Regions from separate parts of the Homo sapiens genome. Here region 2 is linked to region 1. A link is an interaction called in ENCODE POLR2A ChIA-PET data of the cell type or tissue named here. Cell type or tissue: OCI-LY7. All regions are shown on one strand. Links, peaks and the distances in the headings refer to the core of each region. The heading gives the core; the rest is flanking DNA. Region 1 holds the start of ZNF714 (zinc finger protein 714). Region 2 holds the start of ZNF90 (zinc finger protein 90).

Region 1 (15,516 bases), core at 4,509-9,508:
TCTTCAAAATATAAACCATTTGATCTAAATTATATAGGTCAGATATTAGATTTGCCAAATACTTTAAGGTCATAAATTGGTTCTTTGACTTTTAAAAATTGTTCAATTTACCTATCTTGAAGCCAGTAGATTCCAAATAAGGCCTTGGGACATATGGAATTAGCCATGCCCCCTAAATATACAAAGGTTATAAAGAAAAGAGATTTTATATAAGAAAAGATGTTGTATAGTAAATTATTATCCTAAAATAAAATGACTGGTTATTTAAAAAGATGGATGTTTAGGACAAATCAGAGAGTCCAAACATATTATAGATGGTCTGTATAAGTCATGAAATAATTCACTAAAAGAAATTTATGCAAGAAATGTTGTACAATTTAAAGGTTACTAGGCCTCTTAAAGACTTCTCAAAATGCCACTATCACTGTTCACTGTACAACTTGCCTGCTTTACGGCTAGGTAAGGCCTGGGACACATCAAGTTAGCCACACCCCCTAACTATTAATACACTGGAGTCAGACCTTATATAAACTTGTGTCTGTGTCCTGGACTCCACGCCTAGTACGTAATTAAAATCCTTTACTTACCAAGGGTTTCATCAAAAGTAAAAGTTGCTAAGAGTTAACATTGTAACATGTAACTTTGACTACTAAAAAACAGTTTTACATGCAAGGTATGCAGAGAAAGTGAAATGTGTTTTTGATAAAAGATTATAAGAAGACATGGAAATGTGGACTTTTTTGCCTGGATTAAAAGGTTAAAGGATTGTTTTAAATTAGAATAAAACTGAAGGTTTAAACAAATTGTGAAAGATTTGCTAAAATTTAATTGCAAAAGAGTTTCTGTGTGTGAACATATAAAGTTAAATGGGTATTATTCAGTTTTTCTATAAATTGAACATTGAGATAAAAACAACAGGTTTCTCTTAAAGCACTGATCTACTCTTAAACAACAAGGACTTTGTAAAGAGTTATAAAAGGTTTATAAGAATATTACCTTACGGTCAAATACTAAAATTGGATAGGTTTGTCTATAAAGATTAAGAATTGGGTTTGACATTAATAATACACAAATATAATAGTAAAATTTGGCTCATTTAGTATAAAAAATCACATAGAAAACATGTCAAATGTGAAATCATGTTTGACTATTTTTGGACTGTTTTTGTAAATATGTTATTGGTATGTGTTCCAAAATTATGGGAAACTCCTGTAATTCTAATGACTAAGTGTATATCATTAATAATCACAATTGTTACATAAAATTATTTTATGCCACAGAGCTAACCAAATTTCCTTGTCGATCATGTTTTTTTTTTTTTTTTTTTTTTTTGCTGAGACTGCCCTAAGACTTTCCCATGCAGACAATCAAGTTGTGTTGATCCTCTTCAAAAGATGATTTATAGTTAACTTAAGACTTTGACAGATGTTCTCAAATGCAAGTTTGTTGTAACTTTAGAAATTGTGACATTAGAATACAGAAAAAACTTTCAGTATTCATGGAGAACTGAAATGTTCATGACTATCAAACAGAATAGGAATTAACTGAATGGACTGAACTAATAGAAGACTGAAGTTATATTTTTTGACTTTGCATAAAATGTCACTGATCCTTTGTTTTGTTTTTCAGGGTCAAGAAGACTCTGACTAGTTAGGCAAAAATATCATCACCCCTGTTCAGCATGAAGTAGTTACAGAAAATGAATCTTCATCCCTCTACAACTCTTAGGATTAAGTGTGCCCATGTTAAAAAGAAGGGGGAGATGTCAGAGGCATATGGAACCAGAGAAAATCTATTTTGAATAGGGGCTGGATAAAATAGGGCTGAGACTGACTGGGCTGCATTCCTGGATGGTTAGGCATTCTAAGTAACAGGACAGGATAGAAGGTCAGCAAAAGATACAAGTTTTAAAGACCTTGCGGATAAAACAGGTTGCAGTAAAGAAGTCAAATAAAACCCACCAAAACCAAGATGTGACGAGAGTGACCTCTGGTCACCCTCACTGCTACACTCTTACCAGTGTCGTAACAGTTTACAAATGCCATGGAAACATCAGAAGTTACTGTATATGGTCTAAAATTGGGGGGCATAAATAATCCACCCCTTGTTTAGCATATAATCAAGAAATAAGCATAAAAATGTGCAACCAGCAGCCCTCGGTGCTGCCCTGCCTATGGAGTAAGCCATTATTTTATTCCTTTACTTTCTTAATAAACTTCCTTTTACTTTACTGTGTGGACTCACCCTGAATATTTTCTTGAGCGAAATCAAGAACCCTCTTGTGGGGCTTGAATTGGGACCTTGTTCTAGTAAGAACTCTGCACATTTTCTTCTTTTTCCCATTAAAAGATTCAGCTGAATTTGTCTTCAGTGGTCTAAATAAAATTTTTCACAGGCCCCAGAACTTTAAACTATTCTCAGTCTGAGTCAACATAAAATCTCATTTTATGTCTCTTCTAAGAACATGCTGATTTCATGGTAAAACATTCTCTGATTTAAAATCTGACTTTTCACCCTTCATTTGCCATTGCTCTCCTGCCTTCTTTCTAATCTTGTTTGCTGCTCCCTAGGAAAGAAAGCCCTTGTTGGCCTAAACTATGCAATCCTTAAAATTTTTATAGTTGGTACTTTTTCCTGTTGCAATACTCCTTTGGAATTCTTTTTTTTTTTTTTACATAAACCTAACTTTGTTTGATATTCCAAAGCCTAGAAACTGCCTCAAAACAATAACAACTTTATCATCAGTAAGACCCTCTCAGTCCCCTTTCATCTTAACCTTAACTGCATTTGCCTGTGGGTCCTCAGCTTTCCAGGGCTCTGTCAGCAGAAAGGCTTCTTCCATGGCTGGGGTGAGCAGACTGGACATCTGCAGGGGAGCATCCCCCATAAATAAACTAGCTGGTCCTTTAATAACCTCCTTTTGTAGGCTCAATATTAGCCTTAGCTCTGAGACACTGGGCTCAAGCTTTAGTTTCCATGTTAGAGTTACTCACTTGGTTTTTGAAACTACGTGTTTGAAAAATCCAGCAAAATTACTCAAACACAGTGTTCATATAAGGGAAGGAAATTTTAAGGTACTTACATTTTATACCTCAATAAAAAAAGCAAAAGTATCTACTCCTTTATGAAAATATATCTATTATTGTATTGTTTTCATTAAAAATCATGTAGTAAACAATTAGTCATATGGGAACACTTCTAGGTGGTACCAAGTTTCATCTCATAAAATGTAGCATGAAACTCAGAAATCAAGATAACAGGATGTGAACACAGATATTCACTGTCAAAAATCCTATCCTGCAGATAGAGCAACTGATGTTTTCATGAATCTATGTTTACTCACCAATTATCTACCACATTTTCTTATGGACATGTATTCATTTTCTACAGCCAAAATAGAATAGAGATTTTCCCTATTCTTTTCCTCGGTAGCTAGCATTCTAAAAGCTGAGCCTTGAAATTCTGTTTGAATTCACCTAGCCATAAAAAACAAACACACCTGAGAAACCTTTTAAACTCACTCTGGGAAAGAAAAAGGTAAATGAGAATTTTTAACAAATGGAATATATAATTAAGCATTAATTTCTTTTTCTAAAACCCATCTCTTTTATGCCCTTTGTAAATATTTTCCTGCTGGCCGGGCGTGGTGGCTCACACCTGTTATCCCAGCACTTTGGGAGGCCAAGGAGGGCAGATCATCTGAGGTCAGGAGTTTGAGACCAGCCTGGCCAGCTGAGGCAGGAAAATCACTTGAACCCAGGAGGTGGAGGTTGCAGTGAGCCGAGATCATACCACTGCACTCCAGCCTGGGCAACAAGAGTGAAACTGTCTCAAAAAAAAAAAAAAAAAAAATTTCCTACCTTTCAAGCCCTACTAATATAATGCAATTTACAGCTAAAAAACTGAGGTCAAAATAAGTGAACAAATCTCTTCAAGGTGACAAATCCAGAAGTGGCAATGATGGTTAAATAACAGATGTGTGTGACTCATGTTTCAAGTCAGGCTATTCAGTCACTTGAGAGATTCTTCCACCCACTCCTACTCACTTATGTGCTCAAGAAGCACCCATTCAGGAGACACTGCAGTATTTCTCGGTGGCTGCTCCAGAGGCATTTTACTTTGCAAGCTCTTACACCATCTCAGTTAACCTTGCTGATGGCTATGGGTGACAGAATTAGGCATCTACAAGACCATAGGACATGGGGATCTTTTTCTTCTCCAAAAGGGAAAACTTAAGTGCTAATGGAACTGCTGGAAAAAATCCTGACTGCTGGAGTCAGGTTTTTTGTGTTTTTTGTTTGTTTGCTTGATTTTTTTTTTCTTTTTTGGTCTTTTGGGATACTATTTTTTCTGTCACAATTTTTTTTTCTTTTTAACACTATTTTTTCTTTCACTACATTTATTTCATTATATTTCTACCCCTTAGACAATCCAGGAGGCAGATGTTATTTCTGTGTTTTCCCCTCAGTACCAGCATCTGATTACCTTTTCAAAGTAAGAGTACACTAGAAGCTTCCTCTCTGCCCCAGGGATCCACTTGCTCCCTTGAGAGGATACACTCCAGACCTCAGGTCGCCCTATGGAAGAAAATAAACCAGAAGCTGATATTCACTAGGCACTTTAGCTGACATAACCATGGTGGATATCTTGGTTGATCCCCAGACAGTACTGAAACCCACGACCAGAAAAAAACTAAAGGGTGGCTGAGGACACATCACCTCATAAAGGTTTCAAAGGAATACCTTGACCCAAAAACATTCTGACAAGATCTTTGTACCTAGAGAAGATACAAGGAGAAGAGGCACAGAGAAATTTTACAATACAGTGTCAGGGGATTATTCTTTGCTTTCTTCTCATGGGAAAGTTACAAACAGGTAACAAACCTTTTAAAAAGCGTCATTTAAAGCTTTGTCAAAAAATAATTAATTAAAATATGGTATACAAAAGTACACTAAAAGACAAACAGGTGATAACGTGAATTAGGGAGGAAAAGCTGGCATTAGGGAATGCCAGGAGGAACTGGAAATTTAATATCTTACTGCAAGCCAGAGTGAGGCTGGAGATATGGGGGACGGGAGGTTAGATTTAAGACAGTGCTTGGGACACAGTTGAAAAATGCACCAGAAAATCAGTTCCCCATGGAGTGTGAAAATAATTAAGCGGCGGGAAATTAGACTGAGGTGTCTCTAGTCCCTGGATTCCTACTTTTAAAAAAATCTGGCTGGGCGCGGTGGCTCACGCCTGTAATCCCAGCACTTTGGGGAGGCCGTGGAGGGCAGATCACCTGAGGTCGGGAGTTCGAGACCAGCCTGACCAACATGCAGAAACCCGTCTCTACTAAAACCACAAAATTAGACGGGCGTGGTGGCGCATGCCTGTAATCCCAGCTACCTGGGAGGCTGAAGCATTGGATCGCTTGAACCCGGGAGGCAGAGGTTACGGTGAGACAAGATCGCCCCATTGCACTCCAGCCTGGGCAACAAGAGCGAAACTCCATCTTAAAAAAAAAAAATCTAACTGAGGTGCATTTTTAGTAAATTACTACATTGAGAGAAACAAAATTCATCCTTAACCAACTATAAACTGCCAATTAACATCTAATTACATAACCAGGAAATTTTCACCTTTATTTTACAAATTAAGAAACTATGTATCTGAACCTAACCAATTACTGAATTTGGTTTTCTTCATCATGCTGTTTATAAAAGTCTTTACTTCAAGCCCCGCCCATAAACCATAAATTACAAACCACAGCTGGGTGCTCCACAATTTTTGAATCACGCTTTGATTAAATGCTTTAGTGTTTTAACGGTGACTCCCATACATTTTCAACAGAAGAGGAACTGGAACCCCACGGACCCATTCATAAACCCGCACCCCGAGTCAGGATTCTACCCCTGGGACCCTCCAGTGGTCCCTGCACAATCCGGGAGAGACGCGCCGCTGAGGGTCCAGAGCTGCCCTGAGAGGACTCCAGGTCAGGGCCCAGTCACTGCGCAGGGAAAAGACAGGACGCCCGGGATCCCGCAGTCAGCGCAGCCGCCATCTTATGGCTGAAGGGGACTGAGGCCGAGCTGAGCAAGGAGAACTCCGGGCGCAGATTGTAGAGTTGACTGCGGGGAGGCCTAAGTCCCACCACAGCCACTTCCCACCGCTTACAACCCGCCCCTTCCCCTCTCTCGGGATGTCGGACCCGGCACTCTCACCATTTCTAGGCTTCCGGGGTACCTGGCGTCTTAGCTGTGGATCTCTCAATACCTGCAGGTCACAGGGCCACAGAGGCTGGGCCTCTGCGAGCAGAGGACACAGGGCAGTGAAGGCGAGACCTGCAGCTCCAGCTGCAGCGAGAGACAAAGGCCCCGCCACATCCCCGAAGCCGTCCTGTCCGCTCCAGCTGCAGGCCTGATTGGACGGTTCCCAACCCAGCGTCGCTGATTGGATAACTTTTAAAACCCCACCTTCTCGTGCCCTGAGTGACAGAAGATGTGATCAGTTGCTGGGCTGAGTGAAGAAAGGGTGACAGCCTAGGCTGCAGCCTTCTCAGGCAGGGCTTCCTCCCAGAGCTGAGCCAGGCCCACCCCAGAGGGAATTTGCCTTTAAACTTGTGTGTAAAGTCATATGCATTTATAAATAATATATGGCTCTTCACAAAGGAAAAAATATAATTTTATAATAACAATTATTTTAAAATTTCAGATTTTATGACCTTCCTGGCTTCTTTCTGGTCTTTGAGCAGGCAGGCTGAGATTTTAGAAAGGAGGTAATCCTCTGAAATAAAATGTGAGCCATATGTGAATTTTAAGTTTTCTAGTAGCCAAACTTGAAAAAGAAACAAGAACAGGTTGAATTGATTGTAACAATTTAATTAACCCAATATATCAAAAAAATTTTCATTTTAATGTGTGAGAAATATGTAATTATTAATAAAGTATATAAATATTTGGAACTAAATCTTTGAAACTAACTCTGTATTTTACCTTTCTAGCATCGCACTTCAGACCAGGCGCCACACATGGCCAATAACTGCCACATTGAAGTGCAGCTCTGATGTCAGCGGTGTGAAGGGCCCAAGCAAACCTTTTCTGCCAGAGGTGAAGGAAGAGCCTCTCCCTACCAACATCTCTCTTCCGTTCCGGGGGTGGAACAGATAGTGGCCAAAGAAAGAGGAGACGGCAGCAGGAATAAAATAATTACAAGTAAAGCACTGCTGGATGAGATCACAGGCGCGCGCCACCATGCTCGGCTAATTTTTTGTATTTTTAGTAGACACGGGGTTTCACCATGTTGGCCAGGCTGGTCCTGAACTCCTGACCTCAGGTGATCTGCCCGCTTTGGCCTCCCAAAGTGTTGGGATTACAGGCGTGAGCCACCGCACCCAGCCTCAAAATGTTTTTTCTTTCTTTTTTTTTAATTTTAAAAAATGATGGGAACATGTCAAAGGGAGCCAGCCTGAAAGAACTCCCAATGGTCCATCCTGGAACAATGTTAGCATCCAAATGAATAATTAGAGCACTGACCTATAAAATAAATCAAGTCAAATAAATAAATACCCATGCATTTACACTGATACACAAAAAACTTTAAATAAATAAAAAAGAAAAAAGGATAGGGAAATTTTTTTTTACAGAATTCCAAATACTAATCAACATAGATAAAATGCTAAAGAAACCATCACAAAACCACCAGTTATTATTGTATCCAAGGTTAACTGAGGAGTGTAAAAATTGTAAATAACACTTAAAAAATAAGCATTGTATTTGCATAGCACCAAAGTATCTGACTAAATTGTACCCTTCAGTTTTAAAGCAACCTATCACTATTAAAAGCAACAATTATGACTCTTTGTTACTGGATTTATAATATGTAGATGTAAAATTGTAAAAGCACCACAAAAGATCAACGAATAAAATAGAATCGCCCAGGCACGGTGGCTCACGCCTGCAATCCCAGCACTTTGGGAGTCCGAGGTGGGTGGATCAAGAGGTCAGGAGTCCGAGACCATCCTGGCTAACAAGGTGAAACCCTGTCTCTACCAAAAATACAAAAACTTACCTGGGTGTGATGCCGCACGCCTGTATTCCCAGCTACTCGGGGGGCCGAGGCAGGAGAATCGTTTGAACCCGGGAGGCGGAGGTTACAGTGAGCCGAGATCGCGCCACTGCACTCCAGCCTGGCGACAGAGGGAGACTCTGTCTCAAAAAAAAAAAAAAAAAAAAAAAGAGCTGCCTGGGCAACATAATAAGACCCCATCTCTACAAAAAAAAAAAAAAAAAAAAAAAATTAATTAGCCACTGTAGTGGTGTGTACGTGAAGTCCCATTTACCAAGGAGGCTGAGAGCTAAGAATTTTGAGGTTTGATTGAGCTGCACTCTGGCCAAGATGACAGAGCTGTCTACAAATACATACACACATGTGTAAAATATAACACTTTTTTAAAAAGCTTGCAAGTTCTTTTATGATCCCGTGTCTGTGCATTACTGTAATAATATGGATTAGAAGCAGAATAACTGTATCCAATATGGAGTTTGAGAGAAAACAGAAATATATCATCTGTACTTCAGGTGTCCTGATAAGGATCAGCGGAGGGTTCTGCCCTCTGACTTTATCTCTACTAAATGCATGAGAGGCAGAGTTTTTTTGTTTTGTTTTTTGTTTGTTTGTTTGTTTGTTTTGAGACGGAGTCTCGCTCTCTCACCCACGCTGGAGTGCAGTGGCACAATCTCAGCTCACTGCAAGCTCCGCCTCCCGGGTTCACGCCATTCTCCTGCCTGAGCCTCCGGAGTAGCTGGGACTACAGGCGCCCGCCACAACGCCCGGCTACTTTTTTGTCTTTTTAGTAGAGACGGGGTTTCACCATGTTGGCCAGGCTGGTCTCTAACTGCTGACCTCGTTATCCGCCTGCTTTGGCGTCCCAAAATGTTGGGATTACAGGCGTGAGCCACCGCACTCGGCGAGGCAGAGTTTTTAACATAATTTTTTTTTTTTTTTTTTTTTTTTTGAGACGGAGTCTCGCTCTGTCACCCAGGCTGGAGTGCAGTGGCTCGATCTCGGCTCACTGCAACCTCCGCCTCCCAGGTTCAAGCGATTCTCCTGCTTCAGCCTCCAAAGTAGCTGGAACTATGGGCACGCGCCACCACGCCCAGCTAATTTTTTTTTGTATTTTTAGTAGAGACGGGGTTTCACAATGTTGGCCAGGATGGTCTCGATCTCTTGACCTCGTGATCTGCCTGCCTCGGCCTCCCAAAGTGCTGGGATTACAGGCGTGAGCCACTGCGCCCGGCCAACATAAATGATTTTAACACAAGCAATATTCTGTAATATTAACGGACATAGAGGTTTTGTACTGATTATGATTTTTGAAATTTTTATGCCCTGGTAGACCAGATAGATCATCTCTGTCAACATCATTTTGTTAATAGCATTTTCAACCTATTCTGCTTCCATCCTCTCTTTTATTTTAAAAAGACATAGATGCTAGAAAACACCATTTCTACTGAAGGCAGAAAAAGCAAACACAAATTTCAGTATTTACAAGTCACATTTATGAATATGTTTCCTAATTAGGGAGTTAAAACTTCAACTTTCAAAGAAAATGGTATAGGCAGCTGGGCACAGTGGCTCACGCCTGTAATCCCAACACTTTGGGAGGCTGAGGCGGGTGGATCACCTGAGGTCAGGAGTTCAAGACTAGCCTGACCAACATGGAGAAACCCCGTCTACTAAAAATACAAAATTAGCCGCACGTGGTGGCGCATTCCTGTAATCCCAGCTACTCAGGAGGCCGAGGCAAGAGAATCGCTTGAACCTGGGAGGTGGAGGTTGTGGTGAGCCGAGATCGCGCCACTGCACTCCAGCCTGGGCAACAAGAGCAAAAACTTCATCTCAAAAAAAAAAAAAAAAAAAAATGGTAAGGGGCAAACATAAAGAACATTTTTATTATAAAAAATTATCCGCCGGGGGCGGTGGCTCACGCCTGTAATCCCAGCACTTTGGGAGGCCGAGGCGGGTAGATCACGAGGTCAGGAGATCGAGACCATCCTGGCTAACACTAAATTATAAATTATAAAACAAGCCTCTACTAAAAATACAAAAAATTAGCCGGGCGCCGTGGCAGGCGCCTGTAGTCCCAGCTACTCGGGAGGCTGAGGCAGGAGAATGGCGTGAACCCAGGAGGCGGAGCTTGCAGTGAGCTGAGATGGAGCCACTTCACTCTAGCCGGGGTGACAGAGCGAAACTCTGTCTCAAAAAAAAAAAAAAAAAAAAATTAAAAAAACTATCCAGTCTCTATATTTTGCAAATTATTTTTCTCTCATCACTAAGCAATTTCACCTAAACTAATATACAACCAATTTTATAAGTTTAGCTTTTTTAAATAAAATAAAATAATAAAACCGAATTAATTTAAGACAACATGAAAAATTATAATACATATTACAAGCCCCCATTCAGGTAAAGTATTAACAATGAAGATTTGATAAATGGCAAATGTCACATTTTCAGATAGTTTTGTGATAACCAGAAAAAAATGTATCTATTAGCAATTTTCATAACGAAATAAGAAAAAATGACACTTGAAATATTATAAAGTATTTAAATTATCTCATGTATTAAGATATCATAAATTCAATAAATTATAAAATATTATAAATATACTAGAGGTTCTCCAAACTGAAAAATAAGAAGCAAAATAATTTATCATTAAAAATTGGCTCTTTTTTTGTTTTAAAAATAAAGTTTAAAGCTGATCTTATGCAGAACACAACTGGACCCCTACCTATATTAATACAATTAAAATTTGACACGAGATTTGGGTGGGGATACAGAGTCAAACGATATCATTCTGCCCCTGGGCCCTCCCAAACCTCATGCCCTTCTCAGATTTCAAAACACAATCATCCCTTCACATCAGTCCCCCAAATTCTTAACCAATTTCAGTATTAACTCAAAAGTCCAGTTTAAAGTCTTGTCTGAGACAAGGCAAGCCTCTTCCACCTATGAGTCTGTAAAATCAAAAACAAGTTAGTTACTTTCAAGATACAATGCATGTGCAGGCATTGGGTAAATATTCCTCTTCCAAAAGGGAGAATTTGCCAAAGCAAAAGGGCTCTGGGTCTATCAAACTCCAAAACCCAGCAGGGCAGTCATTAAATCTTAAAGTTCCAAAATAATCTCCTTTGACTTGGCGTCTCACATCTAGGCCACTTTGATGCAAGGGGTGAGCTCCCAAGGTCTTAGGCAGCTCCACCCCTGTGGCTCTGCAGAGTACAGCCCCTGCAGCTGCTTTCACAAGCTGGCATTGAGTGCCTATGGCTTTTCCATCCAACTCACATAAACTTACTTAAACTTAATCACTTTCTAAAATTGCTGTTCTCTGCCAGGCACGGTGGCTCACACCTGTAATCCCAGCACTTTGGGAGGCTGAGGCAGGCAGATCACGAGGTCAGGAGATCAAGACCATCCTGGCCAACATGGTGAAACCCCATCTCTACTAAAATACAAAAAAAAAAAAAAGAATCACATTGCAGGTTAGGGCTTACCCTATACATTTTGATAAAAACTAAATTCAGTCTAAATCAAGGCAAAAGAACCATATAGAGGTAATATTTTTATATCTCATTGGAATTAAGTTAATATAAACATGAAGCAGATTATAAAAAGATCTATGTTATAAGGCCTAGAGAAAATAAGAAAGTAGCTGGGTGCAGTGGCTCATGCCTGTAATCCCACCACTTTGGAAGGCCAAGGTGGGCAGATCATGAGGTCAGGAGTTCAAGACCAGCCTGGCCAACATGGTGAAACCCCCTCTCTATTAAAAATAAAAAAAATTAGCTGGGCGTGGTGGCAGGTGCCTGTATTCTCAGCTACTCAGGAGGCTGAGACAGAAGAATCATTTGAACCCGGGAGACAGAGGTTTCAGTGAGCCAAGATCAAGCCACTGCACTCCAGTCTGGGCGACAGGGCAAGACTCCGTCTCAAAAAAAAAAAAAAAAAAAAAGAAAGTAACTGCAAAAACATAAACAATCACTATAGAAATTTAAATATTATATGGGAAGTATCTAATATAAAAGAAAGCAGTAAAGGAAGAATAAAAATATGCTGGGCATGGTGGCTTACACCTATAATCCCAGCACTTTGGGAGGCTGAGGTGGGTGGATCACCTGAGGTCAGGAGTTCGAGACCAGCCTGGCCAACATGGTGAAACCCCGTCCCTACTAAAAATACAAAAATTAGCCAGCATGCTGGTGGGTGCCTGTAATCCCAGCTACTCTGGAGGCTGAGGCAGGAGAAGTGTTTGAACCCAGGAGGTGGAAGTTGCAGTGAGTGGAGATCACACTACTGCACTCCAGCCTGGGTGATAGAGTGAGACTTTGTCTCAAAAAAAAAAAAAAAAAAGAAAAGAAAAAAGAAAAAGAGGCCGGGTGCGGTGGCTCATGCCTGTAATCCCAGCACTTTGGGAGGCCGAGGCAAGCGGATCACGAGGTCAGGAGATCGAGACCACGGTGAAACCCCATCTCTACTAAAAATACAAAAAATTAGCCGGGTGTGGTGGTGGGCACCTGTGGTCCCAGCTACACGGGAGGCTGAGGGAGGAGAATGGTATGAACTTAGGAGGCGGAGCTTGCAGTGAGCGGAGATAGCGCCACTGCACTCCAGCCTGGGCGACAGAGCAAGACTCCATCTCAAAAAGAAAAAAAGCAAAAAGCATAATGGCCAGTGTAAATCCAACTATATTGATAATATCATTGGCTATGAATGGGTTAAATAATTAAATCCAATGGCCGAGGTTGTCAGATCAGAAACTTTTCTACCTGAATTTAAATAATAGAAAAACTAGACAGAATATCAGCAAGAAAATATAACACATGAACAACACTGTTAACAAATATAAATAGCCTTCTACAGAAATCTCCTCTCAAGATTAGAAGTACACATAGGTGGCCGGGTGCGGTGGCTCATGCCTGTAATCTCAGCACTTTGGGAGGCCAAGGCGGGTGGATCACCTGATGTCAGGAGTTCAAGACCAGCCTGGCCAAGATGATGAAACCTCATCTCTACTAAAAATACAAAATTAGCCAGGCATGGTGGCAGGCGCCTGTAATCCCAGCTACTCGGGAGGCTGAGGCAGGAGAATAGCTTGAACCCAGGAGGCAGAGATTGCAATGAGCTGAGATTGTGCCACTGCACTCCAGCCCTGGTGACAGAGTGAGACTCCATCTCAAAAAAAAAAAGAGAAGTACTCATAGGTTATTCTTCAGGATAGATTGCATGGTAGGCCATACAGCAAGGAAACATCAATAAATTAAAAGGATAAACATAACCCAAAGTATGTTCTCTGACTTTCATAGAAAGTAAAAATAAATAAATGCGGAAAGTTTGAGAAACTCACATATATGTGGAAATAAAACATACTTCTAAGTAACTAATGTGTCAAAGAAAAAAAAAAATTTGAAAATATTTTCAGATGAATGAAAATGAAGCCACAACCTATCAAACATATGAGATGCAGCAAACTGTTCAGAGAAATTCATAGCAGTAAACACCTACATAAAACATAAACAACAATTTAGAATCAATAACCTAATTTTTGGCAAAAATATTTAAGGACAAATTAACTACTCATTATACCTGGGAAAAAGAATATCAATCTGGGCAAGCAAAAGTCACGTAGTATATATGAGACAAAACTGAGGAGTGAAGTGCTTGTAGGATTAGGGCTTTGAAAATTGTCCACATATTTCTAAGAATCTAGAAGCTCATAAGCATGTTCAGGGTCAGTCAAAGGCCAGGCAAATGCTCAGAAAGACCTAAGAAGATGTTCTCTCTCATCTCTGCTTTACCCTCAATCTCTAAACATGCAAGAAGAGAAGAAGGTGGCAAAGTTGTAATCTTCCTAGCTGTGTAAACCCAGCTGCAAGAATTAGGAAATGTACATTTGAGGTGAGCAGGCATTTGAGGTAAATCTCTTTCAAATCACTAGTTCGCATTAAGCTAAAGAAACAGATTTTTATTGCCAAACACAACAAAAAACAGTATTTAAAAAAAATAACTTTTAGCCGGTAATCCCAGCACTTTGGGAGACTGAGGCAGGTGAATCACGAGGTCAGGAGTTCAAGACCAGCCTGGCCAAGATGATGAAACCCCGTCTCTACTAAAAATACAAAAATTAGCCAGTTGTGGTGGCAGATGCCTGTAATCCCAGCTATTCGGGAGCCTGAGGCAGGGAATTGCTTGAACCCAAGAGGCAGAGGTTGCAGTGAGCCGAGATCGTACCACTGCACTCCAGCCTGAGTGACAGAGCAAGACTCCATCTCAAATAATAATAATAATAATAATAATATTAATAATAATTTTGAAAACTAAGCACAAAAGTACAAGTTAAAATAAGCAGGAACAAAAACCCAAAGGATAAGAGTACGTAAGATTTTATGGTTTTTATATTATAGTAGAACAATGTCCAGTTTTCAGCAACAAGATACAAGGCATGCAAAGAAATAAGAAAACATGGCCTATGAATAAGTAACAGATATGAACAGAAAAAGTCTTAGAGGAAGCCTAGGCATTAGAAAGCCTAGAAAAAGTCTAAATTACCTATCCTAAATATGCTGCAAATAGAAAATATTAATAGAGAGAGGGACTATAAAATAAATTGAAGAGAAATTTATGTTTTTTTAAAATTATTTTATATTTTTTGAGATGGAGTCTTGCTCTGTCACCCAGGCTGGAGTGAAGTGGTATGATCTTGGCTCACTGCAACCTTCACCTTCTGGGTTCAAGCGATTCTCCTGCCTCAGCCTCCTGAGTAAAGCTGGGACTACAGGCACCTGCAACCATACCTGGCTAATTTTTGTATTTTTAGTAGAGACGAGGTTTCGTCATCTTGGCCAGGCTGGTCTTGAACTCCTGACCTCAGGTAATCTGCCCACCTCAGCCTCCCAAAGTACTAAGATAACAGTCATGAGCCACTGCGCCCGGATTCGAGAAATTTATGTTATCTACAAGAGACTCTCTTTAGTTCTAAACTCACAAATAGTTTTACAATGAAAGGTTAGATGAAAAGATTTCATACAGATAGTAACCAAAAGAGAGCTGGGGTGGCTACACTTAGAAAAAGAAGGTGTTAAGACAAAAGTGTTGTAATTAACTGGCAAATGACAACATGTTATATTGAAAAAATTGTAAATCTATCAAGATAATATGATAGTTGTAAATATATTTGTACCTAACAAAAATCCCAACATATAAAGCATAAAATGACAGTTAATGGCAGAAGTAGAAAGTTCTCAATAAGAATTGTTGGCTTTGGCCGGGCACAATGGCTTACGCCTGTAATCCCAGAACTTTGGGAGACCGAGGCAGGTGGATTACATGAGGCCAGGTGTTCCAGACCAGCCTCACCAACATGGTGGAACCTCATCTCTACTAAAAATACAAAAATTAGCCAGGCATGGTGGCACACGTCTGTAATCCCAGATACTCGGGAGGCTGAGGCACGATAATCACTTGAATCTGGGAGAT
Region 2 (15,516 bases), core at 7,061-12,060, 1.0 Mb after region 1:
ACAAAAGAAGTGAATATGCCCTGCCCCACCTTAACTGATGACATTCCACCACAAAGGAAGTGTAAATGGCCGGTCCTTGCCTTAACTGTTGACATCACTTTGTGAAAGTCCTTTTCCTGGCTCATCCTGGCTCAAAAAGCACCCCCACTGAGCACCTTGCGACCCCCATTCCTGTCCACCAGAGAACAAACCCCCTTTGACTTTAATTTTCCTTTACCTACCGAAATCCTATAAAATGGCCCCACACTTATCTCCCTTTGCTGACTCTCTTTTCGGACTCAGCCCAACTGCACCCAGGTGATCAAAAGCTTTATTGCTCACACAAAGCCTGTTTGGTGGTCTCTTCACATAGACACGCACGAAAGCTAGTGTCCTCTATTTACCTCTACCATCTGCCACTGAGGCACAGCCCAGAGCACAGCTCACCTTTTGTGTGAACCCAATTTGCCACAGCAGCACTCCAGTGTCACATCAGAGAGTGAAGCCTGAGCTGCAGGAGGAGAGCCTGCAGGCCTCCTGGGTAAAATTTCACCTTCACAGTAATGGAAATGGGAGCAGTGTTTCAACTCCTTTCTACTTATAATGGTGACAAGGAAAAAATACTGCTGAATTTCCAGCATGAGTCCAGATAGAGATAGCTCCAAAAGCTCTCACTGTGACAGCCCAGCTTATTCAGAAACCATGTGATACAAATAGATCTTCTGAAACAGACACCCAAAGCATTGGAGAGAAAAACATTATCTCCATCTGAGCAAGATTATTTTGAGAAAAAAGTTAAAATAATCTAAGAAAAAGCTCAGATTAGATATAAGATTGATCATGTCAGTCAGAAAATATTCCCCTAAAAGAAATCTCTCTCTAAACACCCAAAGTGCAAGCTACTCTCAGCATGAGAAATGAGCATTATGAAGGAGGCAGATCTTAAGAATAATTTTATAAAGTTTCTTTTCCATCTCTGCTGTTCCCTCATCTCCTAGCCATTGAATGGAGGTTCTATATTGAAATACATCTGACAACTTCAAGCAACACTTTTTGATGAAGAAATAGAATCTGACTGTGTTCATATAGTGGAACATATTAGAGCTTGCAACATAGCAAACTGAAGAACCATTATAGTTTTTGGGTGGCCACATCACCTGTCTTTATTTGTCCTGTAATAGCAGCATACCAATTTAGTGAAATAAAAGATATTAAAATTGTGTTTACTCATAATAATCCCTATTGAATAAAGTAATAAACATGTCACACTAATATCTACTTAATGTAACAATTTGGTATAAATTTTATTTGGATATTAGACTTAAGTAAGTATAAATCATTTTAATGAACTAGTCATAATGTATATAGTATGTATATAGTATGTGTATAGTTTAAAATTATAGTTTTAAAAATTAAAACTATACTTCAGTTAAAACATTTTATATTTCAGAAGTGTAAATAATGATATTAAAATAACCATTTAAGTGATTAATTCAAAGTAAGTAGTGCAGCTTTGTACTCATACTATTGTAGAAAATACTGTTTATGGCTCACCCCTGTAATCCCAGCACTTTAGGAGGCTGAGGCGGGTGGATCACCTGAGGTCAAGGATTCAAGATTAAGCTGGTGAACATGATAACACACCATCCCTACTATAAATACAATAATTTAGACAGGCATGGTTGGGCACACCTGTAATCCCAGCTATTCTGGAGGCTGAGGCAGGAGAATCACTTCAACCCGGGAGGCAGCGGTTGCAGTGAGCTGAAATTACGCCACTGAACTCCAGCCTGGGCAAGAGTGAGACTCTGTCTCAAAAAAAAAAAAAAAAAAAAAAGAAAAGAAAATACTGTTTAATTTATATGAATGCAGGTAGTCTGCAAACATTACACATAACTATACTAATTGTTATGAAGTAATAGAAAGCAAGGTACAACTACAGACTGCACTGTTCAGTTTATGCACTGAACTGTTCTTGCTTTTGCAGTACAAGTGCTTCAGCCTGCAAATATTGGATAATTACCTTGGATCATCAGGTTTCTGACAAAGAAATTTAGTATCTTTTAGTCTTTATCATTCTGTATTGCTAAATTTAATTCTCTTTGTGCTAAGCTTCTGTATGCTATTAAAATGAGCTTTTATCTAAACAAATCTGTCTAAAGGACTAAAAATGAAAAAAATAAACATTTTGGAAGCAAAAACAAAGTAATAAATCTGAAGTACTAGATAAAGATAATCTGGAGTCAGAAAAAATGACAAAAGGTTTATTTAGCTGTTAATATGATTTACATATATTTCAATAAAACAAAGAAAAATATCTACATATAATCTAAATTCCTTACAAAAAGAGGGAATAGCAAAAACATTTTTGGAAGTTTTCAAAGAGTTTTGAACTCTTGGACATCTGAAATTTGTACAATGTATGCACTTGAAAGAAGGTTTATGAGGGAAAAACCAAAAGAGAGAAAGATATTATATGAAACTTATTAATGCATAAGACCAATGCAACTGGCCGGGCGCGGTGGCTCAAGCCTGTAATCCCAGCACTTTGGGAGGCCGAGGCGGGCAGATCACGAGGTCAGGAGATCGAGACCATCCTGGCTAGCCCGGTGAAACCCCATCTCTACTAAAAATACAAAAAAATTAGCCGGGCGCGGTGGCAGGCACCTGTAGTCCCAGCTATTCGGGAGGCTGAGGCAGGAGAATGGCATGAACCCGGGAGGCGGAGCTTGCAGTGAGCCGAGATCGGGCCACTGCACTCCAGTCTCGGCCAAAGAGCGAGACTCCGTCTAAAAAAAAAAGACCAATGCAACAGAACAGAGAGGCCAGAAATAATGCCACCCTCCTACCGCCATCAGATTTCTGACAAAGCTGTCAAGAGGAATGTGGGAAGAATTGTTTCATAAATGGTGCTGGAATAAATACCTAACACTATGTAGAAGACAGAAACTGGACCCTTTCATTTCATTTTGATTTACAAAAATCAACTGAAGATAAATTAAAAAATTAAATGAAAAACTTAAAATTATAAGAAACCCAGCCATGATAACCTAGGAAATACCATTCTAGACATAAAAACTGGGAAAGACTTCATGAGGAAGCTACCAAAAGCTACTGCAACAAAAGCAAAAATTGACCAATGGGACCCATTTGAACTTAAGAGCTTCCTAACAGAAAGGAAACTATCAACAGAGTAAACAGACAACCTACAAGCTTACAAGAAAAAACCGAACAACCTCATTAAAAATTAGGCAAAATATATGAACAGATGCTTTTCAAAAGAAGACATATATGAAGCTAACTAGCATATGAAAAAAAGTGGTCATCGCTAATCATTAGAGAAATTAAAAGAAAAATCACAATGAGACACCACCACACACCAGTCAGAATGGCTATTTTTAAAAAGTCAAAAAATAACAGATGCTGGCAAGGTTGCAGAGAAAAGGGAATGCTTATACTCTTCTGGTGGGAGTGTAAATTAGTTCAAAAACTGTAAAAAGCAGTGTGGCGATTCCTCACAGAACTAAAAACAGAATCCTCATTTGACCCAGGAGCCCCACAACTGGGTATATAGCCAAAGAAATATAAATTATTATATCATAAAGACATACCCACATGCATGTTCATTGCAGCACTATTCACAATAGCAAAGACATGGACAGGCTGTAAATGCCTATCAATGGTAGACTGGATAAAGAAAATATGGTATGGTCAGCCTGGCGCAGTGGCTCATGCCTGTAATCCCAGCACTTTGGGAGGCTGACCCGGGCGGATCACCAGAGGTCAGGAGTTCGAGACCAGCCTGACCAATATGGTGAAACCCCGTCTCTACTAAAAATACAAAAAAAATTTGCCATGCGTGGTGGCCAGCACCTGTAGTCCCAGCTACACAGAAGGCTGAGGCAGGAGAATTGCTTGAACCTGGGAGGTGGAGTTTGCAGTGAGCCAAGATCGCACCACTGCACTCCAGCCTGGGAGACTCCGTCTCAAAAAAAAAAAAAGAAAATATGGTATGGTCAAATGTGGTGGCTCATGCCCGTCCTCCCAGCATTTTGGGAGGCCAAGGCAGTTGGATTGCCTGAGTTTAGAAGTTTGGGACCAGCCTAAGCAACATGGCAAAATCCTGTCTCCACAAAAAATACAAAAAGAAAAATTGGCCAGGGGTGGTAACGCAAATGTGTAGTCCCAGCTACTTGTGAGGATGAGGTAGGAGAGAATTGCTTGAGCCTGAAAGGTTCAGGCTAATGTATGTCAGTATCATGCCACAGCACTCTAGCCTGAACAATAAGTAAGACCCTGTCTCCAAAAATAAAAGATTTAGTAAAAACAAAATATGATACATAAACATCATGAATACTCTGTGGCCATTAAAAGAAATGATTATGTCCTTTGCAATAACATCGATGATGCTGGAGATCATTATTCTTAGAAAACTAATGCAGAGCCTGGGCGTGGTGGCTCAGGCCTGTAATCCCAGCACTTTGGGAGGCTGAAGTGGGATAATCACCTGAGGTCGGGAGCTTAAGACCATCCTGACCAACATGGAGAAACCCTGTTGCTACTAAAAACACAAAATTAGCCAAACGTGGTGGTGCACGCCTATAATACTAGCTACTTGGGAGGCTGAGGCAGGAGAATCGCTAGAACCCAGGAGTCAAAGGTTGCAATGAGCCGAGATCGCAACATTACACTGCAGCCTGGGCAACAAGAGCAAAACTTCATCTCAAAAAACAAAACAAAAAACAAAAAAAAAAGAAAACTAATGCTAAAGGGGTGGCCTGCCCCTCCACACCTGTGAGTATTTCTCATCGGGTGGGACTAGAGACTGAGAAAAGAAAGAGACACAGAGACAAAGTATAGAGAAAGAAAAGTGGGCCCAGGGGACAAGAGCTCAGCAGATGGAGGACCGGCACCGGCACCAGTCTCTGAGTTCCCTAGTTATTTACTGATCATTATCACTACCATCTCAGAGAGGGAGATGTGGCAGGACAATAGGGTAATAGCGGGGGAAGGGTCAGCAGGAAAACGTGAAGAAATGTCTCAGTGTCAGAAACAAGGTTAGAAAATGTGCTGTGTTTTGATGTGCACATACATAAACATATCTGGTGCATTAAAGAGCAGTATTGCCACCAGCACGTCTCACCTCCAGCGTTAAGGGGGTTTTCTCCTATCTCAGTAGATGGAATATACAATCAGGTTTTACACTGAGACATTCCATTGCCCAGGGAGGAGCAGGAGACAGATGCCTTCCTCTTATCTCAACTGCAAAGAGGACTTTCTCTTTTACTAATCCTCCTCAGCACAGACCCTTTATGGGTGTCGGGCTGGGGGATGGTCAGGTCTTTCCCTTGCCATGAGGTCATATTTCAGACTATCACATGGGGAAAAACCTTGCACAATACCTGGCTTTCCTAGGCAGAGGTCCCTGCGGCCTTCCACAGTGTTTTGTGTCCCTGGGCACTTGAGATTAGGGAGTGGTGATGACTTTTAACAAGCATGCTGCCTTCAAGCATTTGTTTAACAAAGCACATCCTGCATAGCCCTAAATCCATTAAACCTTGAGTGGACACAGCACATGTTCCTGCAAGCACAGGGTAGCGGGTAGGGTTACAGATTAACAGTATCTCAAGGCAGAAGAATTTTTCTTAGTACAGAACAAAATGGAGTCTCTTATGTCTACTTCTTTCTACATAGACACAGTAACAGTCTGATCTCTCTTTTCCCCACAAATGCAGAAACAGAAAACCAAATGCATGTTATTATTTATAAGTAAGAGCTAAATAATAAGAACACATGAACACAACAGGAGAATAACAGACACTGAGACCTAGTAGAGGGTGGAGAGTGGGAGGACCATGAGGATCAGAAAACAGACATGTTTGGTGCTATACGTAGTATCTCAGTGATAAAATCTGCACACCAAACCCCCATGACATAATTTTAGCTGTATAACAAACCCATATGTGTACCCTAAACCAAAAATAAAAGCTACAAGAAAAAAAAACAGGCCAGGCGCGGTGGCTCACGCCTGTAATCCCAGCACTTTAGGAGGCCGAGGCGGGTGGATCACGAGGTCAGGAGATCGAGACCCTCCTGGCTAACATGGTGAAACCCCGTCTCTACTAAAAATACAAAAAATTAGCCGGGGGTAGTGGCACGTGCCTGTAGTCCCAGCTGCTCAGCAGGCTGAGGCAGGAGAATAGTGTGAACCTGGGAGGCAGACCTTGCAGTGAGCCGAGATCTCGCCACTGCACTCCAGCCTGGATGACAGAGCGAGACGCCATCTCAAAAAAAAAAAAAGAAGAAAGAAAGAAAGAAAAAAAACAAATCCCTGTGTGGGAAAGACTGCAATGTAGATGAACAGACTGATTTTCGCTACAGATAGTGGCCCAGGTGGGGCCACACTCTGATTTATTTCTGTATGCATGCAGGCAGATGAGATTATAAAGAGGAGGTCCAGACCTTTAGGTTGATGGAGAAAATAGGTTGCTGCTGCAGATTCAGTGTCTGGGGGTGGGGATATGCCAGGAGACTTGTAGACACTTGTGGGTTCTTGGCAAGAAACACTAGGATCAAAAATGCTGGCTGGGTGCGATGGCTTATGCCTGTAATCCCGGCACTTTGGGAGGGCAAGGTGGGTGGATCATGAGGTCAGGATTTTGAGACCAGCGTGGCCAACATGGTGAAACCAAGTCTCTACTAAAAATACAAAAATTAGCTGGGTGTGGTGGCACTCACTTGTAATCCCAGCCACTTGGGAGGCTGAGGCAGAAGAATCGTTGGAACCTGGGAGGCAGAGGTTGAAGTGAGCCGAGATGGCACCACTGCACTCCAGCCTGGGCAAAAGAGCAAGACTCTGTCTCAGAAAAAGAAAAAAAAATGGCATAATGAAGTTCCTGAAGGTGGTGCCTAGTCCTGGGAGGAGTATGGGCACGTCTATGTCTAGTGTGTGTGTTTGTGAGTAGGTGGGAATCCTATTGTGGCACTTGCAAGAAAAGGGGGGTGTCTGTCATCAGAGCTCTTTTCCTCTAAGTTTTCAGTCCTCTGTCACCCTGGGAGAAGATCTGGAATCACAGGACAATGGGCAGTGTGACAGCCTGTGTACAGGAGAGCCTCCTATTCCCAAACACCCAGAGTTTTATTCCAGGCCAGGCCTCCGTGATATCTTTTGCTGGCACCAAATCTGCAGAGTTTGCTGAACGTCAAACAACTCTCCAACAACAACTCATTATCTAACATTTGAAATCTGACACCACCCAGAGTCAGCACAGACCCCGTTTCAGTGCTCAGTCCCACAACATTGTCCTCACTGCAGATGCCAGTCACAAACCCCATGGCCCATCTATGCTTCTCACCTATTGTTTGAAAATTGGGGACACCCAAATAATTTGCTAGAGCTATTCACAGAACTCAGGAAAACACTGTAGTGATGTTTACCGGTTTAATGTATAAGATGTGGCCCAGGAAAAGCCAAATGGAAGAAATGCATAGATCAAAGAAAAGAGAACTCTTTCCAGCCAGCGCTGAGAGATGGGCATCTCTTGGGACAACTGGCACAAACGCTGCAAGTCCAGGGGCAAGAGAAAGCCCTACCACAAGAAGCAGAAGGATGAGTTGTGGCGCCCGGCTGCCAACACCAAGATTGGCCCCCGCCGCATCCACACAGTCCGTTTGTGGGGAGGTAAGAAGAAATACGGTGCCCTGAGGCTGGACGGGGGAATTTCTCCTGTGGCTCAGAGTGTTGTACTGGTAAAACAAGGATCGTCCATGTTGTCTACAATACATCTAATAACGAGCTAGTCCGTACCAAGACCCTGGTGAAGAATTGCATCGTGCTCATCAACAGCACACCGTCAGGACGGTGGTACTAGTCCCATTATGTGCTGCCCCTGGGCAGCAATTCTTGCTGACCTGCAATTCTTGCAGCCTCAACATGGAGAAACTCTGTCTCTACTAAAAATACAAAATTAGCCAGGTGTGGTGGTGCATGCCTGTAATCCCAGCTACTCGGGAGGCTGAGGCAGGAGAATCGCTTGAACCCAGGAGGCGGAGGTTGCAGTGAGCCGAGATTGTGCCATTGCACTCCAGCCTGGGCAATAAGAGAGAAACTTCATCTCAAAAAAAAAAAAAAAGAGGAAATACGATGAAAGGAAAAAGAATGCCAAAATCAGCAGTCTCCCGAAGGAGCAGTTCCAGCAGGGCAGCTTCTTGCTTACATCGCTTCAGGGCCGGGACAGGGTGGCCGAGCAGATGAGATTACAGGCGTGAGCCACCGCGCCTGGCCTAAAACAAAATATTTCTCAATGAAACTTTTCTTAAGCTTATATGCCTCCCTCAAGCTCCTGAACTTTGAGCTACCCTCAGTCTGAGTCAACATACAACCACATTTTACATCCCTCCTAAGAACATGCTGATTTCAGAGTAAGACATTCTCTGATATAAAATCTGACTTTTGCACCCTCCATTTGCCATTCCCCTCCCACCTCCTTTCTAAACTTCTTTGCTCCTCCCTAGGGAAGAAAGCACTTTTCTGCCTACGTTTTTGCAAGCCATAAAGACGTTATACTTTGTTGGTACTTCCTCCTGTTGCAATATGTTTTTGGAATTCATTTTTTTCCATAAATCTAACGTTTTTATTTTACAAAGTCAAACAAGTGCCTCAAAACAATAACATCATTATCAGTAAGACCCATCCAGTTTCCTTTCATCTTAATCTTAACTGCATCTGCCTGGACAAACTCCATCTCAAAAAAAAAAAAAAAACCCTCCTTTTGCAGGCTTAATATTAGCCTTAGCTCGGAATCACTAGGTTCAAGCTTTAATTTCCATGCCAGAGTTATTCACTGGGTTTTTGAAACTAAGTGTTGGAAAATACAGTGAAGTTACTAAAACACAGTGTTTACATAAAGGATGGAAATTTTAAGATGCTTACTTTTTTTTTTTTTTTTTTTTTTGAGGACTCTCCCTCTGTCGCGCATGCTGGAGCGCGATGGAGGGATCTCAGCTCACTGCAACCTCTGCCTCCCGAGTTCAAGCAATTCTCGGGCCTCAGCCTCCCAAGTTGCTGGGATTACAGGCGCTTGGCACCACTCCAGGCTAATTTTTGTATTTTTAGTAGAGAGAGGTTTCACCACGTTGGATAGGCTGGTCTAGAAATTTGACCACGTGATCCGCCCGCCTCGGCGCCCCAAAGTGCTGAAATTACAGGCAGGAGCCACCGCGCCTGGCCGGGAAGGGGTTATTAGCCCTAATGCAGTTCTGTTTTTGTTTTCCCTCCATTGGCTGGGGTCAGACCGCACAATCTAAGCTGATCCCGGTTGGCTTACACTCAAGCTTTTTCCAAATCGGGTAATGCGCGATTTGTGAGAAAAGGAGAAGGGAGAAGAAGGGGTAGGGGTGATTTACAACTTTTCCAACTTATGACCAGGAAGTTGCGTCTTTGAAGAAGAACTACGTTGTACTAACAACCCTTTACCTCAAGTGATCCGCTCGCCTCGACCTCCCAAAATGCTGGGATTACAGGCATGAACCACAGCGACCGGCCCCATAAGTTTTTAATAGGAGAAAAGAGAAACTGTCAACCCCATGGACCAAAGCTCTTCCCATTCATGAACCTGCACCCCGAGTCAGGATTCTCCCCCGAGAACCCTCCCGTGCTCCCTGCACAATCTGGGAGAGACGCAGCGCTGTGGGTGCAGAGCTGCCCAGAGAGGGCTCCAGGCCAGGGCAGGGAAGAGACAGGACGCCGCGGGGCCCGGCTGTCGGCGCTGTTGCCATCTTATGGCTGAAGGGGACTGAGGCCGAACTGGGCAAGGAGAAGTCGGTCGCAGATTGTGGAGCTGACTGCGGGGAGGCCTAAGTCCCGCCACAGCCACTTCCCATCGGTTCCAACCAGTCCCTCCCCTCTCTCGGAATGCTGGAAAGGCACTCTCACCATTTCTAGGCTTCCGGGGGTCCCTCAGCTGTGGATCTCCCAATACCTGCAGGTCACAGGGCCACAGAGGCTGGAGAAGAAGACACGAAGCAGCTAAGACCAGATTTGGAGCACCAGCTGCAGCAAGAGACAAATGGCCGCGCCAAACCCGAAAGCCTTCCTCTTCGCTCCAGCTGCCTGCATGATTGGACGGTTTCCAACCCAGCGTCCCTGATTGGATAATGCTTAAGGCCCCGCCTCCTCAGTCCCTGAGTGACAGAAGATGTGATCACATGCTGGGCTGAGTGAAGAAAGAGTCACAGCCTCAGCTGCAGCCTTTTCAGGCCGGGCTTCCTCCTTGAGCTGAGCCAGGCCCACCGGAGAGCATGGGAAAATTCTTTTTTACTCTTTCTCTTTTTGAATGTATTCAAAAGGTGAACAGAAGTATTTGGCTGTCATATTAATAATACAAAAAATTTTTGTTCAAGAGAAAACTTTTACTTTGGTAATAGTGTATTATCAATACGAAAGCTAATTTTAATAAAACCTTGTAAGTAAATCAAATTTGTCATTTTTGACCTCTCGAGACTTACATATACATCATATATATTTTGTAATCTAATGTAATTTTTTTAACTTTTTATATTTTATTTTTATCTACATTCTTTTTATTTTTTCAATTTGAAACAACTTTTAAGTAATTTCAAACTGTTATAGGAGACAGAAAGGAAATCATTTAGGGCCAGGCGCGGTGGCTCACGCCTGTAATTCCAGCACTTTGGGAAGCCAAAGAGGGCGAATCACTTGAGGTCAGGAGTTCAAGACCACCCTGGCCAACACGGTGAAACCCCATTTCTACTAAAAATACAAAACCTTACCTGGGCGTGCTGGTGCACACCTGTAGTCCCAGCTACACCGAAGGCTGAGGCAGGAGAATCTCTTGAACCTAGGAGGTGGAGGTTGTGTAACCGCCCAAGGAGTTTACCTTGCCCTTTGCCCAGACAAAACCAATTCATCAAGACAGGGGAATTTGTGGAGGAAAAGTTAAATATTTAATTTGAACTCAATTGAACGTGGACACAAACAATGGTCACCAAGTCCTGGAAGAGGTTGTGTGAGCCCCTTGAGGCGTTCATCCAGTGCTATTTTAGAGAAATCTCTATGTCAATCTATTCAATCTATTCCTATACATTCGTTATTGAAAAACAATAGACAAGGCCGGGCGCGGTGGCTCACGCCTGTAATCTCAGCACTTTGGGAGGCTGAGGCGGGCGGGTCACGAGGTCAGGAGATCAAGACCATGCTGGCTAACACGCTGAAACCCCGTCTCTACTAGAAATACAAAAAATTAGCCAGGCCTGGTGGCAGGCGCCTGTAGTCCCAGCTAGTCGGGAAGCTGAGGCAGGAGAATGGTGTGAACCTGGGAGGCGGAACTTGGAGTGAGCCGAGATCGCGCCACTGCACTCCAGCCTGGGCGACAGAGCGAGACTCCGTCTCAAAAAAAAAAAAAAAAAAGAAAGAAAGAAAAAGAAAAACAATAGACAATCACAAAAACAAGTTGACCTTTCTGTGTTCCTTGAGACCAGTCATGAAGGGCCCTGGTGACTAGGCCTCATGCTGAACAACTCGTTACAAAAAGAGCTAGGTTCCCAGACCGCGCAGAAGCGTCATTATACCTCTCCTGGTCTGTGCACCGATGGGTGGCCAACTCTGGAGCCCATCCTGTTGCTTTCCGGTCTGGTGGTGAATCCTCCATAGTCTGGTGTGGAGTCAAAGTTAAATAATAAATTTGTGCTAATTGAACGTGGACACAAACAATGGTCACCAAGTCCGGGAACAGGTTGTGTGAGCCCCTAGAGGCGTTCATCCAGCGCTGTTTCAGAGAAATCTGTATTTCAATCTATTCCTATACATTCGTTCTTGAAAAACAACAGACAATCCCAAAAACAAGTGACCTTTTTGTGTTTCTTCAGCTCAGTCGCGAAGGGTCCTCATGACTAAGCCTCGTGCCAAACAACTCATTACAAAAGAGCTAGGGTCCCAGACTGCGCCAAAGCTTCGTGACAGCTCTCCTCACCTGTGCACAATTGTTAGCTTGCTATTGGACTTTACTGGAAACAAAACACCTCTGCTTTAACCATGATGTCTTTATGAGGCCTAAATTTCCTGTTATGATTTAGGTCACGAGTTCCCTCAAAATCCACAGGAGGCCAAGATGTGTGGATCACGAGGTCAGAAGTTTGAGACCAGGCTGGCCAACATGATGAAACCCCATCTCTACTAAAAATACAAAAACTAGCCAGGTGTGGTGGCATGCATCTATAATCCCAGCTACTCAGGGGGCTGAGGCAGGAGAATCACTGGAATCCCAGGAGGCAGAGGTTGCAATGAGCTGAGGTCTCACCACTGCACTCCAGCCTATGTGACAGACTGAGACTCCATCTCAAAAACAAACAACCGAAAAACATAACCATTTCTGATGAAGAAAGGGGTGGGAGCAGCCAGTTAACTGAACTAGTAGACATCCTCTGAGCTCTTCGAAAGGAAGGAAGAAGGATTTGTCACTTGTATACCAACTCTTGCTCAGTAGCAAATGGTCTTACTACCTGGATGCCCCAATGACAACAAAACAAATGGTTAATTGGGAATAAAGAGGTATGGGGAAAACAATACTGGGAAGATACATGAATTCTGGTACACACTACCATTATCATTGTTTTCCTGTATTAATTAATTTATTTTTTTTGACACGGAGTCTAGCTCTGTCACCAGGCTGGAGTACAGTGGCTCAGTCTCGGGTCACCAGGCTTGAGTGCAGTGGCTGAGTCTCAGCTCACTGCAACCTCTGCCTCCCAGGTTCAAGTGATTCTCCTGCCTCAGCCTCCCGAGTAGCTGGGATTACAGGCATGCACCGCCACGCCCAGCTAATTTTTGTACTTCTCTAGTAGAGGCGGGGTTTCACTGTGTTCACCAGGGTGGTCTCAATCTCCTGACCTCGTGAACAACCCACCTCAGCCTCCCAAATTGGTAGAAGTACAGGCTTGGGCCACCACTCCTGGATCTGTTTTCCATGATGATGCTCATGCATCTCTGCTTTTCTTGACAGACTATTTAATCAGCAGGAAGATCGACAGGCCAAAATTTCCACCATAAATGCAAATTTGAATGTGGATGAATGGATTACAATGTGTTCAAGCCTTGCAATGAGAGGCATTATAGTGTTTGGTGGTATAATTGATGGTGATTACTGGGGAGAGTTAAAGGTTGTTTTATACAATACCACTCCAGATTCTTTTGCTATAAAACCACAAATGTGGGTTGCTCAATTATTAGTGGTACCTTGTCAACAATTAACCCCTGAGGAAATCTCTGTCCCAACAGAGGCTACATACAGAACTCGGGGATTCAGATCCACTGGTTCATGTAGCTTAAATCCTGGAGCCAATATATGGGTACAGCATCCATCAGATCCCACCCCTAAGTCTGGTGACCTTGTAGCTGTGAAAACAGAAAATGAAGGCATAGTACAATTTCCTAAAGATGAAAAACAATATGATGTTCCTATCCTTTTTTGTTATTACAGGGAATAATCTATCTACTAATGGTCAGCACCTGTGTCTTTGTGTCTGAGGCCAAGAATAAATTCATGAACTGGGTAGCCACCGCTGCAATAGAAGCCAATCACAGACAATGTTTTCTATACGTCGAGTTGCCAAAGGCCGCCAGGAATGGGCTACCTTGGAGAATCATCCTGACAACATTTCTGAATGGCTATGTAGTTACCAACGGGGTCACAACAACACTTGTAGTCCAACCTGTACTTCCTTTGACCACACTAAGCAATCTATCTTTGCCCAAGTCAGACAAAAGGTGAACTCCACATTCTCCTTTCATCAAAAGCCTTGGTATCCTGCCCAATATTCCTGGAATGGTATATTTTGGAAACCAGCTGTGCTGGTGCCTGGATTCCCTATAGCCCCCGCTTAGTCTGGAGGCCTTAAAAGGTTCCTCTAATATTACTCTGGGGTTTCTCCAGACAATTGTCAACACATACTCCAAATCAACATTGCCCCCAGTGAACCACAATCTCTTTCCTACTTTAATAATACATGAGTACACTGTGATTACAGTAGCTCCATTGCTGTCCCCTGGGGGAGCCCTCTGGGTATGCAGATCCTATGAGTGGTGATACCTGTCCCCACACTGGACAGGGAGATGAACTTGGGGATAGCCATTAATTCCATTCACCATCCGGGTTAATATTCCTCTCCCAAGTAATTTAGATACTTACAAACATCACTGGTTATGAATGTGCCAGCCTCCCTGGCCTCCCTGGTGGCAGTACCCTATCACAGTATTCTCCCCTGCCACTGGTACAATCCTGCTTCAGCAACAAACTAAAATATTAAGGTTATATGTAGAAAAAGCTCTTAATGATATTAGCACTAGACTTATGTTGTTACCAGATAAATTTGCTCAGCTGAGTACTGTTGTGTTGCAAAATCAAATGGCATTAGATATGCTTACCGCAGCCCAAGGAGGGATTTGTGCCATATTGCATGCTAAATGTGGTGTGTATATCCCTGGCAATTCTCACAATATGACTCTCCTTAGAAAGCCATGCTGGGTGTGGTTTTTATTAATTGTGCTTTTAATTCTCCTGTCCTTACCCTGTATCTGTAATCTATATCGACTATGCCTTCCCTATGTATCTGTAAGGGTATTTTCCTACAATTGAGTATCCAATTGAGGCCAAAGGTGGAGAAAAAGTTAAATTTGAATTGAATTGAATGTGGACACAAACGATGGTCACCAAGCCTGAGAATAGGTTCTGCGAGCCCCTTGATGCATTCATCTAGAGTTGTTTCAGAGAAATCTCGATTTCAATCTATTCCTTTATATTGTTATTGAAAAACAATAGCCAATTGCAAAAACAAGTTAACTTTTTGTGTTCCTTGAGCCCAGTCTCAAGGGCCCTCCACTGTGCCTCATGCCAAACAACTTGTTACAAAATGACCTAGAGCCCCAGAACGCACTAAAGCTTAAAGAGACCTCTCCTTGTCCTTGCATGGATGGGTGGCTGACTCTGGAGCCCAGGTTGTTGCATTCCGGTGTGGCGATGAATCCTCCATAGTCTGGTGAGTGTATATATATGTACATATATTTATGTGTGTATGTATATATATATTTATATGTGTGTATATATATATATTTATGTGTGTGTGTGTGTATATATATATATCTTTTTCCTTCTCCCCTTTCCATTGCAATTTTCTTATATCAATTTACTTGGCCGGGCGCGGTGGCTCACGCTTGTAATCCCAGCACTTTGGGAGGCCAACGCGGTCGGATCAGGAGGTCAGGAGATCGAGACCACGGTGAAACCCCGTCTCTACTAAAAATACAAAAAATCAGCCGGGCATGGTGGCACGTGCCTGTGGTCCCAGCTACTCAGAACGTTGAGGCAGGAGAATGGCGTGAACCCGGGAGGTGGAGCTTGCAGTGAGCCGAGATCGCGCCACTGCACTCCAGCCTGGGTGACAGAGTGAGACTCCGTCTCAAAAAAAAAAAAAAAATTTACTTATATCTGCATTGCCATTTATGTGGGATAAAGCTTGTTTACC

Evidence for each region. ChIA-PET counts read pairs that join two places held together with the same protein. Peaks named below come from ENCODE experiments on the same cell type or tissue, not always from the same donor. Only the 100,000 strongest peaks of a DNase experiment are listed, where the experiment ranks them.
Region 2: POLR2A ChIA-PET joins it to region 1 with 15 read pairs; 3 of 35 experiments call an interaction of 5 or more read pairs at or near these places.

The regions. Positions count from the first base shown.
Region 1 is chr19:21,073,039-21,088,554 of GRCh38, reverse strand. ZNF714 (zinc finger protein 714) reads right to left here and starts at 6,352. Exons shown (of 5, transcript NM_182515.4): 1 at 6,207-6,352; 2 at 4,486-4,577. RefSeq lists an enhancer at 5,864-6,013. In OCI-LY7, for the core only: no CTCF peak of the experiment used is centred there; DNase peaks (open chromatin) are centred at 6,094 and 6,434; H3K4me3 peaks cover 2,021 bases; H3K27ac peaks cover 1,748 bases.
Region 2 is chr19:20,072,533-20,088,048 of GRCh38, reverse strand. ZNF90 (zinc finger protein 90) reads right to left here and starts at 10,049. Exons shown (of 4, transcript NM_007138.2): 1 at 9,914-10,049. The coding sequence starts at 9,916. It also overlaps the pseudogene RPS8P11 and the pseudogene BNIP3P14. RefSeq lists enhancers at 1-251, 252-851, 5,158-6,013, 9,627-10,106. In OCI-LY7, for the core only: CTCF peaks have their summits at 9,515 and 9,715 (motif pointing left); DNase peaks (open chromatin) are centred at 9,788 and 10,128; H3K4me3 peaks cover 2,059 bases; H3K27ac peaks cover 817 bases.